Regions from separate parts of the Homo sapiens genome. Here region 1 is linked to region 2. The links are chromatin loops, found by intact Hi-C in ENCODE. Cell type or tissue: HepG2. All regions are shown on one strand. Links, peaks and the distances in the headings refer to the core of each region. The heading gives the core; the rest is flanking DNA. Region 1 overlaps LINC02815 (long intergenic non-protein coding RNA 2815). Region 2 has its middle 89 kb from the start of LINC02815.

Region 1 (9,565 bases), core at 1,098-9,097, 82 kb before region 2:
GAATATTTTAAGTCTACTGGTGAGACCTACTGCTCAGAAAAAAAGATTCCTTTCAAAATATTACAGTTCATTGGCAATATGCCTAGTCACCCAAGAGCTGATGGAGATGTTGTTTTCATGCCAACTAACATAATATTCATTCTGCAGCCCATGGATCAAGGAGTCATTTTGAACTTCAAGTCTTATTATTTAAGAAGTATAGTTTGTAAGGCAAAAGCTGACATAGATAATGACTGATTGATTGATATAGGCAAAGTAAACTGAAAACCTTCTGGAAGGGATTCAGCATTGTAGATGCCATTATGGACATTTGTTTTCACAGTTAAGACATATGAGAGAGAAAAAAAAGAACATTTGTGATTCATAGAAGGAAGTTAAAATATCAGCATTAACAGGAGTTTGGAAGAAGTTGATACCAATCCTCATGGATGACTTTGAGGCTTCAAGACTTTCATGGAGGAAGTAACTGCAGATGTGGAAATAGCAAGAGAACTAGAGTTAGAAGTAGAGACCAAAGATGTGATTGTATTCTTGCAATCTCATGATAAACGTTCAGTGGGTAAGGAGTTGCTTCTTATGCAGGAGCAAAGAAAGTGGTTTCTTGAGATGAAATCTACTCCCAGTGAAGATTCTGCGAACATTGTTGCAATTACAACAAAGGAATTAGAATATTATGTAAACTTAATTGATAAGGCAGCAGCAGGGTTTGAAAGGATTGGCTACAATTTTGGAAGAAGTTCTACTGTGAGTAAAGTGGTATCCAACAGCATCACATGCCACAGAGAACTCTTTCGCGAAAAGAAGAGTCAATCAAAGTGGCAACCTTCATTTTTGTCTTATTTTGAGAAATTGCCACAGCTACCCCAGCCTTCACTAACCACCACTCTAATCGGTCAGCAGCCATCAACATCCAGGCAAGACCCTCCACCAGCAAAAAAATTATGACTTCATCAACACCCAGGCAAGACCCTCCACCAGCAAAAAGATTATGACTCGCTGAAGGCTCAGATGACCATTAGCTTTTTTTTTTTTTTTTTTTTTTTTTGAGACAAAGTCTCGCTCTGTTGCCTAGGCTGGAGTGCAGGGGCATGATCTCGGCTCACTGCAACCTCTGCCTCCTGGGTTCAAGCAATTCTCTGCCTCAGCCTCCCGAGTAGCTGGGATTACAGGCGCCCACGATCACACCTGGCTAATTTTTTTGTATTCTTAGTAGAGACAAAGTTTCACCATCTTGACCAGGCTGGTCTTGAGCTCCTGACCTCATGATCCACCCACCTTGGCCTCCCAAAGTGCTGGGATTACAGGAGTGAGACACTGCACCCGGGTGATCATTAGCATTTTTTAGCAATAAAGTTTTTGTTGTTGTTATTTATTTTTTTAAGAGTCTAAGTCTTGCTCTGTCACCCAGGCTGGAGTGCAGTGGCATGATCATAGCTCACTGCAGCCTTGAACCTCTGGGCTCCCACCTCAGCTTCCTGAGTAGCTAGGACTATAGATGTGCACCACCACGCCTGGCTAATTTTTTTTTTTTTTTTTTTTTTTTTAAGAAACAGCATCTCACTATGTTGCCCAGTCTGTCTCCGACTCCTGGCCTCAAGCGATTCCCTCACTTCAGCTTCCAAATTGCTAGGATTACAGATGTGAGCCGCCACACCTAGGAAGCTTTTTCTAATTAAGATATTTACATTTTTTTAAGATGCAGTGCTACTGTACACTTAAGAGACTACAGCATAGTGTAAACATAACTTTTATATTGCACTGGGAAACTAAAAAACAATTGGTGACTCACTTTATTGTGATACTCTCTTTATTTCAGTGGTGTGGAACTGAACATGCACGATCTCCGAGGTAGGCCTGGGTGGGGATATCTTGCAAGACAGGACTGATCTCCTGTTTAAAGGCATCTCCCAAAACTCCTATTTTTATATTCGGATTGTGCTTTAGACATGTCAGAGATCAACTCGACCTGTCAGAATGAAGACAGGTGTGTTTTTGACCCTGAGCTGAAATGCCTCCTTCCCACTTTTAGGCCCAGAGGATGTGGACTATAAGTGAAGCGATACCCTAACCCTTCGGAGGTGCTGTACCCAGGCCTTTCACCTCTGTGCTCCTCAGTCTTTCTGGGGAGGAATGACATGGCTGCTGAGGCCCCTTCCCCTCAGGCCATCTCTGGCTCTGAAGGCCGAGAGCTTTGGAAGGAAGTTGAGCACCAGGGATCCAGAGCCTGCCTTCCTCGGAGGGGCTCATTGTCCTCCTGCGAAGCCAGATGGTTCACGTGATGGGGAGAGTGGCTGAGAGGATACAAGTGGCACGGGGAGGGGGTGGTCACCAGCCATCTCAACACAAGGGAAAGGCTGCGGGTATTGACTTGTCCTTTCTTTTTCAAATTAACTTTTTGTTTTTAATTATTATGGGTACATAACAGTTGCTTGTATTCATGGGGTACCTGTGATGCTTTGATACAGGCATGCAATGTATAGTGGTCAAGTCAGGGTAATTGGAGTATCCATCACCTGAAGCATTCATCATTTCTGTGTGTTAGGACATTCTAATTTCACTCTTTTAGTTATTTTAAAATATACAATAAATTATTGTTACCTATGGTCACTCTATTGTGGTACTGAATACTAGATCTTACTAATTCTATCTGACTATAGTTTTGTACTCGTTAACCATCCTCACTTATCCCCCCGCCCCACTACTACCCTTCCTAGCCCCTGGCAACCATCATTCTCCTCTATCTCCGTGAGTTCAAGTTTTAAAATTTTTATCTCCACATAAGTGAGAAAATGCAAAATTTGTCTTTCTGTGCCTTGCTTATTTCACTTAACATGACTTGTCTTTTCTCCTTAAAATCTCTCAGAGCCAGAGAACTTCTAAGGATGGCAGGAACCTTAGGGACTGTCTAGTCTAGTGGCCCCAAAACTTAGTAATGTGCCAGAATCATTACCTGTGGGCTTTACGAAGGGGGATTTCTGAGGAAGCAGAGTTCCAGGGATACAGCCTGGTTCTGAGGGCTGAGCCAGTGTGGCTCTGGGCCAGCTGAGCCACTTGGACACCATGGGAGTGAGGTGCTCAAGGGCACAAGTTTTACAGCCAGAGTGGATTTACCACTTGCCAGCTAGAACCTAAGACAAGACACTTAGCCTCAGTGTCCTCATCTGTGAAATAGGGAGAACAGCACTTAACACTTCACAGGGCTGTGAAGATGCTGTGTGGATGATACTTTGTGTGATACTATTTGAGATACTATGCATGATGCTATGTGTGGGATATTAGGTATGAGAGAATATGTGTAACACTGTGTGAGATACTCTGTGTAATACCATATGTGAGATAGATACTAAGTGAGATACTATGTGAAATAGTCTGCGTGATACTATATGTATGATACAGTGTGTGAGATATGATGTGTGATGCTGTGTATGAGATACTCTGTGTAATACTGTGTGTGGTGCCGTGTGTGATGCTGTATGTAAGGTACTCTGTGATACTCTGTGAGATGCTGTGTGTGAGATACTTTGTGTGATGCTGTATGTGAAGTTACTCTGTGATACTGTGTGTGAAATACTCTGTGATACTGTGTGATGCTGTGTGTGAGATACTCTGGGATACTGTGTGTGATGCTATGTTTGAGTTACCCTGTGATACTCTGTGTGATACTGTGTGTGATGTGGTGTATGAGATACTCTGGGATACTGTGTGTGATGTTTTGTTTGAGTTACTCTGTGACACTCTGTGTGATACTGTGTGTGAGATACTCTGGGATACTGTGTGTAATATTCTGTGTGAGATACTCTGTGATACTCAGTGTGATACTGTGTGTGAGATGCTCTGTGATACTCTGTGTGATGCTGTGTGAGATATTCTGTGATACTCTGTGTGATACCCTGTGGGAGATGCTCCGTGATACTGTGTGTGATGCTGTGTGTGAGCTACTCTGTGGTACTCTGTGCAACACCCTGTGTGAGATGCTCTGTGATGCTGTGTGTGATACTCTCTGTGTGATGCTGTGTGTGATACTGTGTGTGATGCTGTGTGTGATACTCTCTGTGTGGTGCTGTGTGTGATGCTGTGTGTGATACTCCGTGGTACTCTGTGCAACACCCCGTGTGAGATGCTCCTTGATGCACCACAGTGTGTGAGCCACTGTGCACCGCGTGTGAAGGGCTGGGCATGGCGTTTGTGCATGGTGAAGGTTGTCATCTGCTGCTGCTCCATGGAAAGCGTGTGGGGGAAGATGCCATCAAGACAGACAGGTGCCCTGGTTGTCCTGCGTTCTGTCCTCAGAGGAAAGTGAGCTGCTGTAAGAAGTCTTATCATGTGAGTCTGGACACAGAGGGAGTGATTTTGTGTTCCCAGAGGAACCCTTGCTCTGGATGTATTGCTTGAGGAAGTGGCCCAGGACTCCCAGTGCTGTCAGCGGAGCCACTGGCAGGGCTCAGGGTTATCTGCCCCTCACCTTCAAATGCTGCCAACACAAATGGATGGCTTGTTACCTGGGACACCAGACTGCATGGTTGATTAAGTGAAACCGGAGCTTTGTGCCCAGGGAGCAGCTGGAGGTGGGAGGCAGGCGGGAGGGAAGGGTTATGTAAATACGGCTGAATAACGGGCTTGTGTGCTGATGAGATAAGGGCCCAGGACCGCAGCCCACTGAGCAGCGCTGTGCTTCCAGGGTGGTCATGGCCCTGTGGGAAAGTCTGGGGCAGGACACTCCTGGCTCGCGGTGAAGGGCGGATTTCCCTGAGGTGTCTGTGGTTGCTGAGATAATGTCTGGTGACAACAGGACTGAAGTGCAGGGACCAGAGTCCACAAGCAGAGAGGCCTCTCTGCCCTGGCCCTGTTCGGTGGAATACGAAGAAAGTCAGACATGAGCTCTCCCCTCGGAGTTTAAAATCCTAATGAAGCTTAAGTCAAGAATTGTAGGTTATCCAAATCCCGTGTAAACGTTTGTGGGAGTCCCCAAACAAGAGCCGGCATTCGCAGGCTTGGAAGTCGCCCTGGGGGAAGAAACAGCGGGGCCCTGGTGCACACTTGCCCCAGGCCGGCGTCTTCACACCAGTGTCTTTCTCTGGGGCTCACTAAGATAGAGGGCATCACCCTCATTTCATGGACGAGGGAATCGAGGCCCAGGGAGATTAAGTAGCCTCTCACGCGTCCGATCCGGGAGACAGAGCCAGGAGTCAAGTCCTGTCTGTCTGAAGTCAGCACCTATGGGAAGGAAGGTGGGCAAGCGGGGGAGAGGGACCGCTGAGCGAGTGATCAGGTCCACTCCTAAGCGCTCCCCCAGTTCCTGACCCCCACGCTCTTGAGCAGTTCGGAGTCACACAGGGATGCTCCCTGAGGCTCAAGCCAGAGCCTGATGTGCGGGCTCAGTTGTATCCCCCAGAATTTACATGTCCTAACCCCCGGCACCTCAGAATGTATTTGGAGATAGTGTCTTCAAACAGGTAATTAAAGTGGGCCCTCATCCAATCTGACTAGGAAATGAGGACACAGACACACATGGGGAAGACCCTGTGAGGACACGGAAGATGGCCGTCTGCAAGCCGCGGACAGGTCTCTGCAGGAACTGAGCCTGCCGGCACCTGCGTCTCAGACTTCCCGCCTCCAGAGTCGCGAGGAAATAAGCTGTGCTTAAGCTGCCCGGTCAGTGGTGCTCGGTTCAGCCTGATCGACTCATACACCAGCTTGCACCAAAAGGCAGGCAGACGACACCTCCTGGGGCTTCTCTCCCCTCTGCCACAGATGCTGACGTTACACTGTTTGGGGGTGGTCTTGGATATGAATGTGACAGGAATTCAGAGGCGTGGAAGCCACTTGGGATCAGAAGCGTGGGAGGAGGCTTTAGAGAGCAGGATGATGAGGACTGAGTTGAGGAGAGAAGAGAGCAAGCCTTCCCGGCGGGGTGTCAGCTTGAGCAAGAACCCCGAGGGGGCCTACGATTGGGGCATGAGAATAAGGGGGTTCGGGCCAGGAGTGTGCAACGATGCCGGGCTGATGGAGTGCCTCAGGAGCTGGTGCTGGTGCGGCTGGGGAAAGCCACGTTTAGGAGCATGGCCCAGCACACAGCAGAGGCTGTTTGAGATCAGAAGCAGCCTCTGAGAGGAGGACTCAGGGGTGTGTGATTGATGAGGGCACAGGTCCCAAGAGGAACCAGCAAGGGATGTTGGAAGTGGGAAGGGAAGGAGGAAGCCAAGCAAGGATTTGCATCCAAAGTTCCAGCTGCAGCGAGCCCACAGAGCAATTTTGGAGTGCAAACCACATCTCAGTTTTGTTTCCGTTCAAGCAAGAGAGCTGGGTTTTTACACTTTGGCACCCATCAGGCATCGGCTAAGGGTCGCCTCGTGGCAGGTGTGGGTGGGATGCAGGTAAACTCTCCAATAGCTCACAAGTAGCATGTATGGGCCACTGCAGGCAAGAGCATGCAAAAGCTGTGTAATGGGCTCACAAACAGTCAGAGGGGTCCTAGGGGACCTGAGCAGAGGACCAGTGGGGTCAGCTACAATCCACCCCCTGCAACTGCTCAGCTATGCTTGCATCTCACACCAAGCTCACTCCTCCTGGTCGGGGCTCCTTCAAGATGGTGGCTTGTCACAAATCCTAAGGAAATACTTAAAGGAGGAAGATTAGTGGGACAAGTTATAGCCTCTGCTGCTGAAATGACTCCTGACACCGTAACTGATATTTATTGTGCCCCGCCTCTGCCGTCGCTGTAGATTCCCTGCCTCCTTCTCCTGCACTTCTGCTGCTCTCCGTGGGTTGCCTGGTGGCCTGACAGACCTTTACCCCCGAGGGGTCTGCACCCCTACTTGCCGTGCTCTCATCAGGCTGTGGTGTTGCACTTGCCCATTCCCAGTCAAAACTAGGTGAGAGAACGCCTAGACACGTCCCTGTGAAATCAGCCCAGTTTTCCAACAAGCCAGATGCCCACAGAACTGAAGCTTGAGAAACTTACATTTGTACAATGAAAGGAATTGGCTGCTGGTTGACCAACTCTTCTTCCTTGTCCCTCCTGATATTTAAATCCCTCACTTTAGTTGAGGGGAGGGGGCACGGCAGGATAGATTTGAGGTTTGGCTCCCATCTCTCCAGCTGATGTCACCTATAAAATAATAAAGCCTTCTTCCCTGGCTTGTCTCAGTGATTAGCTTTCTGTGTAGCAAGCAACAGTAACACCAGTGGATCCCGTGAGTTCCTTCTTAGTGTGGCTCCAGTCCCATCTCTTCATAACAACGTGGGCCAATGATTACCAGGAGATGGTAACTCTTTTATTTACCTGCTGATCTTCTGTACAAAGATGCTCTTCTGTCAGCTTATCATAGGACATGCTGTCAAGTCCATAGGTGCAATCTAAGGTGGACGCCATATCTTTAGGTTTAGTGGGACTCTTACTATGTTCCTGCTCTGGGACTCATGATCTCTAGAATCATAGAACCTAAGTTACAGGGATGAGAAGCACAACTCCCCAAATGGACTACTGGGGATGATAATGAGTGGGACCACTTCTCCCTCCGCCCCTTGGTTCTTGGTTGCTAAAGGAGCCTCCATTCTTTTCCCACTTTCAAATCTATATTCCACACTACTGCTGAAATAATCTATCTAAAGTGTAAATCTGATAATGCCTGTCCCTTTACTTATTGGAAAATAGTAACAGCATCAGACAATGGCCATTGGCTTAAAATATATACCACATCCTGAAAGACCACACACCAGCTTCACAATGTTAGTGCCTCAGCAGCTCCTGCAAGAGCCTGATCCAAGGCCCTCTCAGGCTGGCACCTTCTGGAGAAAGCAGGATGTGTCAGGATCAGTGAATATTGTGGTTTTATGCCCTTTCCTATACCTTCTTTGCCATAAAGTGGATTTCTTGGCCTAAGACGATGTTATATGGGATCTCAAGTTGGTAAATCAGACACTCTGTAGGTCTCTGGTTAGTGGTGCTACTGAGGCACTGAGGGCAGGAAAGGTGAATTCACACCTGGAATGCATGCCAATTTAGAACAGAATGAATCACCGCCCTTTCCCAGGTAGAAGGTGTCTTATGTAATCCATTTGCCACCAAGTGGTTGGTTGGTCTCTTCAGGGATGGTATCATCTGGAGGACTCTTCTGGACACTGATGTTGACAGACTGGACATTCAGTGGCAGTCATTAGATCAGCTTTGTGAGTTGGGGAGAGCCCATGCATGATGTTGGGCCCTCCATAGCCTCCATCCTTGCCACCATAGCGACTCCATTTATGGGCCCATTGTATAAGCACTAGGGTAGTTGAAGATCAAACTTGTCTGATACCCATGGGCTGAATGTGCCAGTCCATTTGGTTGCCTAGTGCCTCTTATATATTGGATGCTTTTCAGTGGACACTAACATGAAACACCAAGATCCTTACACCTTGTGCCCAGTCCCAGAGGTCCATCTACAGCTCCTTACCCAGATCCCCTTGTGCAAATCTTCCAATATTGCTTCTTCCAGGTCGCTGACCAACCAACCAAACCATTTCCTATTTCCCAGGAGTTCAGGCATATCCTTATCCCAGGCTGTCTCTTTTTCCACCCAGAGTGGCTGACCCATGGCACTGGCCATTGGGAGAATCTCCTCTCACTGCAGGCTTTTGATATCATCCCTCAGTGTGGCTGCGGTAAAGCAATCATCCATTTTAGGCTCTCACTGACATGTAACGCCAATCTGTTTTTGAACCAGGCCTAATTTTTTCCCCTCTTCTGCCAGCTGGTCATAGGACATGCTATTCAAGTCCATAGGTATAAGCTAAGGAGGAAGCATTGGTGCATCAGGGACAATGACCTGGGAGCCAGAGCCACTTGTCTGTGCAGCTTACTCATACCTCTGCACCTGCTTGGGGCCAGTATTTAGATGTAGCACTCTCATTGGATGATGGGCTGCTGTTCCACCCTACCTTATGGCTTGGTGGATCTCACAGTACCCAGCTAATGATGGGCAACTCCATTCACACAGTCACCTGATGTCCCATGATTAGATGCTCTGTCTCTACCCAGGTCCAATAGCATGCTAGGGGCAGTCTTTTGAATGGTGCAAAATTCTCTGAACATAATCGGCCTATTTCTCAAGGCTCTTCCAGTTTCTAACCTTTGGTGGCCTTTGAGCTGTTCTGAGTCTGTCCAGGGACTGCTCATTGAAGCTAACTTGAAGGCCTAATTTTCGCCAAAAAGCAGGCAGAGGCCCCATTCCAGTACTCTAGGGGTCTGTGCTGTGAGTGTCCTATCGGAGATTTCCTGAGGCTCGACATGATATTACTGTCCATCAAAGATACCTTCAGTATGATAAGATCTTCTAGGTTTTGGTGGGTTATATGGCCCAAGTAGCCTGGACCTGTTGCAGGGCTCTGTCTTACTCACTGACCCACTCAAGACTGAGTGCCTTCTGTGTCACCTAATAATGGGCCAGAGAAGTATTTTCAAGTGCCATGTATGCTGCCTATAAACCCTGAAGAATCCTACCAAGCACTGTGCTTCTTTCTTAGCCGTGGGAAGTACAAGCTGCAATAACTTGTCCTTTACCTTGGGCAGTATTTCCTGAAGACA
Region 2 (9,565 bases), core at 763-8,762:
GAACCTAGCCTTTTCAAAAACAAAACCAATCAAATAAAGCAACCCCTCCCCATCACCTGAGGACTCTTCACAAGCTTTCTGGTAGGTTCCAGGAGTTTCTGATCCCCCAGGCTGAGGCATTACTTGGTGGTTATTAACCTCGTGCAGAGCAAAATGAAATGCAGACCCTGAGGTCCTTTGGGAGACTTAGAACCTTAGCCGAAGTTCCAGAGATCCTGGGGCTGCTTTTCTGAAGTTCCAGTTTCTTCAGCAAAGTTGCTCCCAATTTCTCAAATAGTGGATACACCTCTGCAGAGTGGCTGTCAGTCTTAGAAAGTGTAAGACATGCCTGGAGAACTTGTTAAAAGTTCAGATTCTACACACCTAACAGAATGGCAACAATTCAGAACACTGACAACACCCAGTGCTGGTGAGGATGTGGAGAAACAAGAATTCATTCACTGCTGGTGGGAATGCAAAATGGTACAACCACTTTGGAAGACAGTTTGGTGATTTCTTACAAAACTAAACATATTCCTCCCATATGATGCAGCAATTGTGTTCCTTGGTATTTACCCAAATGAGTTAAAAACTTCTGACCACACAAAAGCCTTCACACAGATGTTATAGCATCTATCTATCTATCATCTATCTATCTATCAATCTAATTATCATCTACCAATCTATCATCTATCAACTATCTATCTATCTAATCTATCTATCATCTATCATCTATCATCTATCTATCTATCTATCTATCTATCTATCTATCATCTATCATTCCATCATCTGTCTATGTATCTATGTATCTATCATCTATGTATCTATCATCTATCTAGGTATCTATCATCTATCTATGTATCTATCATCTATGTATATATCATCTATCTATCATTCCATCTATCATCCTATCTATCATCTATCTATCTATCATCTATGTATCTATTTCTCTATCTATCATCTATCTATATATCATCTATCTATCATCCCATCTATCATCTAGCTATCTATTGTCTGTCTATCTATCATCTATGTATGTATGTATGTATGTATGTATGTATGTATGTATCTATCTATCTATCTATCTATCTATCTATCTATCTATCTATCATCTTCTCTCTCTCTGTATCTCCTATTGACTATTTCTCTAGTGAACCTTGATTAAAAAATTGCTCTTAAAAAATCATGTTTTTTTTTTAAAGTTTATATGACTGGGATCTTCTCACCACCCACAAGAAATTTCAATTCAGCAGTGCTGGAGCTGGGCCTGGGAATGCACATTTTGAAGATCTTCCTCTATTTTCTGATGCCAGTGGCATGTGGGTCACCCTCAGAGAAGCAAAACCTCAGAGCTTCTTCCTGTAACTGGCAGAGACAGAAAGAGCTACAATGTGAGGTCCCCCTCCCATGGGACTCTCATTTTCCCCCACCCCACCCCAGCAACTGAGATGGGCTGTGTACCCTGGACTGGGGGGCAATGCAAGACATTTTGGCTTCTCATGCTCCTAGCTATGGCCTTCCTATCTTTTGCATCAGATAGATCATGTGGTAAACTAGGGAGAAGACTTGTGGGTGTTTCATCTACCCGGCAAGAGACTTCCTCCTGGCAAAGGCCGGATGATTGCAATGACCTTCTCTTTCCCGGCTGCTCTTGGACTGCAGGCTTTCCCCCTCTGCAGCACTTCTTTATGCAACTGACCACACAGTCTTCCTCTCACAACTTTTCGTTACATCATCTCCTTCCTCAAGAACCCTCCCTGCCCCACTACTGCCTTTAAGATCAAACCCGAATGCTGATCCCTGTGCAAGCCCCTTGTCTGTCTGCACGTGTCCCTCCTTCCAGTGTGCACGTGCCCCCCACCCCCACCACTGTTTTCCAATACTCCTTAACCCTTGGAGCCCTCAGCACTCAGCTTCAACTTGCCTCTTTCCAATGCTTCTCTGCCTGGCTTCCAGGACTCTTCCAGCTTTGTCAGTGCCAGACCATATTGCAGGGTCATTACCGAGGGGTCCTTCTACTTGAATTTGTTTTAGAGTGTGCTCCTGCCTGCCCTGCCCTGCCTCAGTGAAGGGGCTGGTGTTTATGCAAAGCAGGAAAGCAGAAAGACCAAGAGCACTGGACTCAGCAGACCCGGGTGCAAGGACACATGCAGCCCTTCAGGAGTTGTAAGACCAGGGACAAGTTCCTCAGCTTCTCTGAGCTTTTGTTTCTTTACCATATACATGGGAATAATGGTACCTGTTTCCCAGGACTGTTGGGAGGAGGAAAGTACAATGGTCATGGAGGTGAATGTGTGGAAATTACAAGACACTTCCCCGGGAGTCAGCAGCTGTCCTGCTCAGCTGCCCGAAGCTGGCTTCCGCACTACCGGACAGGCTTGGCTGGTGCATTGGTGGCCAGGCAAGGCACAGAGCAGGCACGAGGGCCAGAGAAGGGGACCACTGTTGTCCTGATGCACAGCCTGGAGGAGGACCTAGAAAACAACACTCAAATATATGAAGTCAGGAGCCAGGAGCAGAGTGTTGGATTGGAGATGTGCAGAAGCAGGTCTGCAGAGCTGAACAGGGACAGGGGCAAGGGACAAGAAAGCAGACAGGGGGGAGAAGGAGGGATGAGGACAGAGAAGGCCACTCCATGTGGCTTAGGGAAGAGCTTCTGGGACATTCTTCATCCAAGGCCAATTCTGTGGCTTAAAACATCACCAGTACAGCCCAAGAACGCATCTCGGAGGTCAGGAGCCCTGGAGAACCTGGAGGCTGGCAGCTCCTCTGTTCTGTCTGGGGGTGGTGTGTTCATGCAGGATTTGAGGAGACTGAATCATGTAATCATGTGGAGCTTTGGCTTTGAAATACTTTCTGTGCCCTGGACGATGACATCTCAAATGTTATTGAAGTTCTTGAAGCCCCCATTCCTCCTCTGTATGACAAGAATCCTAGTGACCACTTCACAGGGTGGTGATAAGATTTCAGTAGATACAGCACAGAAAGTGCTGAGGACAGGGCTGGGCACAGAGGAGGTGATCTTGGTTGTAATCATCATTATTATGCTTATAAAGGCTGCTTAGGCAATGCATGGAAGCTGGAAAGAAGTGGGTCTTCTCTGTACAGAATATGGGTAAGGAAAAAGCTTACTCTCAACATCAAGCGATGCTTCCTCTGGGCTGGAGTGGAAAAGTTGCTCCTGGCCTGCTTGCTTTGGTCTGGGAATGTCTCTGTGGCCTCCAAAAAGCAGATGAGGCTGGAGAGGGTTTCTTTTCTGGGGCAGCCTCTGGAGTTCAGACATTCAGGTTTCCCATCCTTCCCAGGGTGCTTATCTTAAAAACGTGTACCTCAGTCAAGAGATTCACTTCTAATAAGGAGAAGTTGCCAGAGCTGGCCACAGAGGGTGGTGAATGCAAGTGTAGCCCCATGGTGTTATGACAGATACTGGTTTTCATTCATGGTTCCTGGCTAATAACTCCCATAGCCCTCGTTAGTCTTTTATTATAATGTTGGGTGTGTTAGGCCTCACGGGTAGGCTTCAGACCTTCTCCTGCCTTCCTCCCACTCAAATGTTCCCCAGCCTTTCTGACTGTGCATCTTGAGACCTCCTATGAGGGTCCCACCCTGTAAAGCGGGGAAAGGAATGCTGATGTCACGAAGCTTCCATAAAAACCCAAGAGGACAGGGTGTGGGGAACTTCCCCATAGCTGGACACATGGAGGTTCTTGGAGCGTGGCGCTTAGGGAGGGCATGGAAGCTCCGCACCCCTTCCCACATACCTCGCCCTACTCGTCTCTTCGTCTGTATCCTTTGCAATATCCTTTATTATAAACTGGTAAACATAAATGTTTCCCTGAGATCTATGAGCCAATTCAGCAAATTAATCAAACCCAAAGAAGGGCACCCATGATCCCCTCTTGAAGCTGATTGGTCAGAAGTTCTGGAGGTCTGGACTTACGACTGGTGTGTTTGGTGGGGGGGCAGTCTTGGGAACTGAGCCCTCAACCTGTGGGATCTGACACTATCTCCATGTAGATAGTGTCGGAACTCAAATAGAGGACACCCAGCTGGTATCCTCTGCTTGGAGCATGTGGTAAAAAAAACTCACATATGGCCACAGAAGTTGTCTGTGTTTGATGATTGTTGTGGTATGAGAGTAGAGGGGAAGCATAGTTAGAAAGAGTTCTCTCTATACAAACCCCCAGTGGGAAGGTTTGATTGGAAAGGCATGCATGGGCTGGAGGCTGGGCTGCAGGGAAAGACACTTGCATGTGTTGTGGTCATGCTCTCAGCCTGGACACAGGGGCCAGAGGGCTGGCCCTGAAGGGTGGCAGGGCCGCCTGAGGCGGCATCTTACACTCTGCAAACAGATGCCACTCGGTTGCATACATGGGAGCAAAGTCCAGAGAGACTTTTTCTGATCCTTGAGATGGCTCCTTTGTAACTGAAGGAGAAAATGCATTTTAGAGAATTAAAATTTGGAAGTTGGCAGTATCCTACTGGTCAGCACTTGGAAAAAGGAAGTAAGAGAGGGAGGGAGGGAGGGAGGAAAGGAGGCTGGATTGGCTCTTCAACTATGAAACTTTTGACAAGTTCCATCTTGATTTTCACTCCTCTCTTTCCCATGCACTAAAGTTGACATCTAAGATAAATCACAGTGCAATTCACATGGACTCTGAAGATGAGTGTGCTAGACATTTCTTTCACTGCTGTTTGGCTGCTATGCACCCTTACAGGGATTTCTCTGGAGAGGTAGATTTCTCTGGAGAGATTGTAATCAAGTCCTGCTGGCAGAAGATGCTACCATCAGGTGTTTCTTCCTAGTCTAGAATGACATTTAACCCTAGGAAGCATGCAGCTTCTGGGGCGAACCCTGGCCACAGCCTCCTGCCGCTCTGGAGCCTCAGGTGGTAGACGTGCCGAGGTGGCACCTCATCCCACTTAGCACCCGTTTTTGGAACAACATCGTACAGAACATGTGGGCTTTTCTTTCGAAAGCTGTCACTTGGGGAGCAATCTGTGTGTCCTCCTATTATATAGTTTGATGTCTTGTTAGAATAGAAAGATTTCAAAATTAGCATCAACATTTGGGGAGAAATCAAATCTCTTCCATATGCTACTTTGCTTGGGTAGCACCAAAAAAAAAGGCAGAGCTAAGCCCCAGAATGTGTCTCTCATAGCCCCCGCCCCGCGGCCCAAGCAGGTGTGTTCTCAGACGTGCCACCTCCACAGTGGCCTAATTTCAGCTTCTATGGCTGCTCCCTGCTCTTCATCCCCATGTTCTCTCTTCCCCCATCATCTGGCTCTGTTCCCCCTCTGCTCTTGCTTCCCTTGCTGATGCACCGTTGCTGATGCGGTGGCATTGTAACTTGAAGGCCAGCAATCTGAGACCCCCCTCCTCACTCCTGGGCTCTCTCCCTCATGCTGATTCTTACGGGAGGAAGGGCTGGGAATTGGTCAACGTGCCTCTGATCTGGCCACACCCTATTCTCCAGGGAGCCTTGTCAGGCCTTGCCTCACCCTAAACATAAAAACAAATGACGCTGACCTCAAAGTCAAGGCTTCCATAGAACTCTCAGATTAGAGAGCGAATATTCCCAGATCAAAGTAGGCACAACTCTTTTATGGACCACTCTCGGCAGTGAAGGATTCTGTTCTCTGACTCATTCATTGGAATCTTTGCAACTTGTTCAACTGCATATCCTACAGACAGGTCTCTGGGCATTTCATGGTGCCCTGTTGGCCAGAAAAAAGACCTTAGACCTTGACCTTTTTTGTTTTAACTGAATAATCTCCTGGGTCTCATCTAAGTAAATATTTTTCTTGTTCACGAAAGTTCCTGTGGTGAGCAGTGAATTCTCATACAAAAAATACTATCAAGCAAGGATTTCTTGCCTTCTAGGAAATCATCATTTTATCCAGGTTGATCTATCTTGGAAGATTACCAATTAGTCCTAACCATAAAAAAAATCAGTAAAATGCTTCCCTTTTGGCCTTTCATGCTGCCAGAGCAGATAAACTTCACCTCCCAGGGTCCAAGCACCGAGTACTGGCCTTGGGCTCTTTTTTTAGTACCTTGAGACCAAGGAAAACAAAGCAAATTCAGAATGAATAAAAATGATTTCATATATTATAATATATCATATTAATAGAGTGAAGTAGAAAAGTATGTTCTTTTCTTAATATACACAGAAAGAAAGAGACAATATTCAACATCAATGAGTTCTAAATCATTGGTAGCAAACTTGAAATAGGACAGAGCTTCCTTTTTGGGGCCCTTTGTCTTTGGCTCAGATTAATTCATTGAATCAAATAGCTGACACCTTGGAGATTTTGTAAGTCTGAGGTCAAGTGAGTGCCAGTGGAGAGGGAAGACGGACAAAAATAGGAGGGGGCAGAAGCCATCCAGGGTAGTTGTAAATTCCAGGCTTACCTCCGGGCTCTCAGGGGTCTCACTGGCATATTGAAGAAAATCAAAATATTTCATCCCAAAATATATTTCTTTGACACATTTTGAGATTGCTGTTCACAGAGCCCGCATACAGAAGCAGCCCTGCAAGGCTGTCATTTGTGGGGAAATTTGCACCTGCAGAGAATCTGATTGACGCAGCTGTCTCGGAGGCCCTCACTTGTCTGGATCTAGGAAAGATTAACTGAGGTTCTTTTTTAAAGAACTGACATCTTTAAAGATCTGAAAGAAACATTCACCATCTATGCTTTCTGAGGGCTGCTACCTGTGGGGTTTCTTGTATGTAACAAGGTGACCTTTGCTAGCCAGGCCTCCTCTTCTCCCCCTTCCATAACCTGTGTTGTCACCATAACCTGTTGCACCTCCAATGCTTGTTTTTGGTCATATTCTGAGTCTTCTTGTCTCTGTAACCTCAAGATGTACCCCACTGGGTGGCTGGGTAATCACTTTGTGATTTTCTCCTCTGTGCATGTTAGTAACTTTGTCTGCCTTTTCTCTTACTGATCTGCCTTTTGTCAGTTGATTTTTCAGCAAACCTTCAGAGAGCGAAGGGAAAGTTTTCCCTTGACCCCTACAATGTTAAGGTGGCACTGAGACACTGGCCAGTAGGGGCACCTCTCCTGGCCTCCCTCTTCTCCCCAGCATCTTGCATTGTCACAGTCCTAGCTTCTGTTCCCGACTAGTGGGACTGGAAAAAATGTGGGAGCAGCTTCAAGCCTGTTCTTCTCTCCTGTCCTGTATATGAGTGAGGGCACCAGGGCAGCCAGGCAGGATAGACTTTCATTTCTCTCTCACAGAACAGTCCAGAGGCAGGGCGGTCCTGGCAGGTTGGCTGGATGCATGAGGCCATCCCAAGACCCCAGCTCCTCCCCTCTTGATGCTCTGTCATCCCCTGGGTGGCTCACATCTGCACCTGCAGCCCATGGGAAGCACAGGGGGAGTAGAGGATGCCCCCTTCCTTTGTAAGAGATGGTACCTAGGAGCTGTCCTGGTCTACTTCTGCTCAGATCCCATCAGCTGGAACTCAGACAATGCCACACGCAGCCCCCAGGGAGACTGGGAGTGCTGGTCTCCAGCTGGGAAGCTGTGTGCCCTGCTGACCCCCTATTGAAGGAAAGAATGAGAGAATGGAGACAAGCACAGCCAGCCACTCCCTCCCTCCCAGCTCAACTCGGACCCCGCTTTCCACGGGAGTTCTGGGCTTGGGCCCCTTCCCAGTGCTCCTGCATGCCAGTGTCTGCGTCTGAGGGCCCCACATCCCCGCAGGTCCCGATTTGAGGGGCTAGCCACTCCCTTGGCTTCTGTTCCAGATTACTTAGTAGAGTTATGACACTCCTCCTGGCTGCCAGCTGCTGGCCCGAGCTTTGGGATGATCAGCTGAGGTCCTGGCACCTGGCCCTGCCTATGTGTTGGCAGGGGCATCCTGCACTAGCAGGCCACATTAGGGGAGGCTGCCCACCTCTCACTGCCCATCCTGTTGTAGCAACCCCCTGCCCCTGGGAGTCAGGCTCAGTTCTCCTCCCTTGGGCTCTACTCAGGTGGGCACAGATGAGAGGGCACTTCAAAGGGCACAGGAAAGGGTAATGGAAGGAAAAGTGGGCCTGGAGTGAGCCCAGAGTCCCAAAGCCCTCTGTCCCCTTCGATTCTTTGTCTGCACAGGAAACCAGAGGGTGAGAAGGACAACTAGGGATACGGGCTGACTGCGATTGTGAAGACCACGCTTGCCCACTCCCCAGGCTGCCACTGAAGGGCCAGGCCTCTTAGATGAAGGCTCAGAACGTAGGAGCTGAAAGAGACCTCAGCTCCTCCCCTGTGCAGCAGTGCTCAAGTGCTCTACCCAGCCTTGTGTTCAGGAGCCGCCTGCAGGTGCAAGGGAAGGAAAGGGACACCCTAGACAAGGCTGGTCAAGGTTGTCCACCCCACCTCCCCTTTGCTGCCAGAGTATTTCTTTCTTATCTGTTATGTGTTTGGGGGTTGTGTGCAATTATTTCACTTACTAAAAAGGATCCCACTGGTGGGAGGAAAAGAGGACTTGAAAGCCACTGATCCAGGACAAAGCCTTCCTTTTATACTTTTTTTCCTTCCTTCCTTCTTTCCTTCCTTCCTTCCTCCCTTTTTTCCTTCCTCCCTTCCTTCTTTCCTTCGTTCCTTCCTTCCTTCCTTCCTTCCTTCCTTCCTTCCTTCCTTCCTTCCTTCCTTCTCTATCTTCTTTCTTTCTTTTTCATATAACCCACAAACATCCTTCCATATACTTAAATTTTTTTCCAGACGAGGTTCTGCTATGTTGCCCAGGCTGATCTTGGATTCCTGGCCTCAAGTGATCGTCCTGCCTCAGCTTCCTGTGTAGCTGGGATTACAGGTGCCTGCCACTGCACTCAGCTTCTGTGTTTTGAACAGGCTCCATTGGTGATGCAGATGCTGCCTATGGGACCTGTGATGGTTAATTTTATAAGTCAACTTGTCTGGGCCATGGTATCCAGATAGTTTGTCAACTATTATTATTATTATTTTAATACAGCATTAAATTTTAATTTTTAATTTTAATTTTTTTTGAGACAGGGTTTTGCTATGTTACTCAGGCTGGAGTGCAGTGGTGTGATCATGGCTCACTGCAGTCTGGACCTCCCAGGCTCCAGGGATCCTCCCACCTCAGCCTTCCAAGTAGGTGGGACCACAGGCACGTGTATCACCACACCCAGCTAATTTTTGTATTTTTGGTAAAGACGAGGTTTCACTATGTCACCCAGGCTGGTCTCAACCTCCTGGGCTCAAGCGATTTTCCCACCTCAGCCTCCCAGTGTGCTGGGATTACAGACGTGAGCCGCCACGCCTGGACAGGTCAAATATTATAAATTTTTCTGTGAAGGTGTTTTAAATGAGATCAACATTTAAATCAGTAGACTTTAAGGACAGCAGATTAGCCTCCATAACACGGGTGGGCCTCATCCAAACAGTTGAACACCTTAAGAGAAAAAGACTGAAATTTCCCAAGGAATATGGAATTCCTCCAGCAAACGGTCTTCAGTTTTGAACTGAAACTCTTCCCTGGGTTTCCTGCCTGTCCACCTGCCCTACAGACTTTAGATCACCCTGGCCTCTACAGTCCTGTAAACCCATTCCTTAAAATAAAGTTTC

The links. Peaks named below come from ENCODE experiments on the same cell type or tissue, not always from the same donor. Only the 100,000 strongest peaks of a DNase experiment are listed, where the experiment ranks them.
Region 1: it touches region 2 in a loop (9-fold over the local background); 4 of 110 quality-filtered maps call a loop at or near these places.

Annotation. Positions count from the first base shown.
Region 1 is chr1:229,143,412-229,152,976 of GRCh38, reverse strand. The region is part of intron 1 of LINC02815 (long intergenic non-protein coding RNA 2815); the gene reads left to right. Among named protein-coding and RNA genes, the nearest start is that of LINC02815, 6.5 kb to the left of the region's middle. In HepG2, for the core only: no CTCF peak of the experiment used is centred there; a DNase peak (open chromatin) is centred at 4,706.
Region 2 is chr1:229,060,584-229,070,148 of GRCh38, reverse strand. No RefSeq gene overlaps it. Among named protein-coding and RNA genes, the nearest start is that of LINC02815, 89 kb to the left of the region's middle. In HepG2, for the core only: no CTCF peak of the experiment used is centred there; a DNase peak (open chromatin) is centred at 5,608.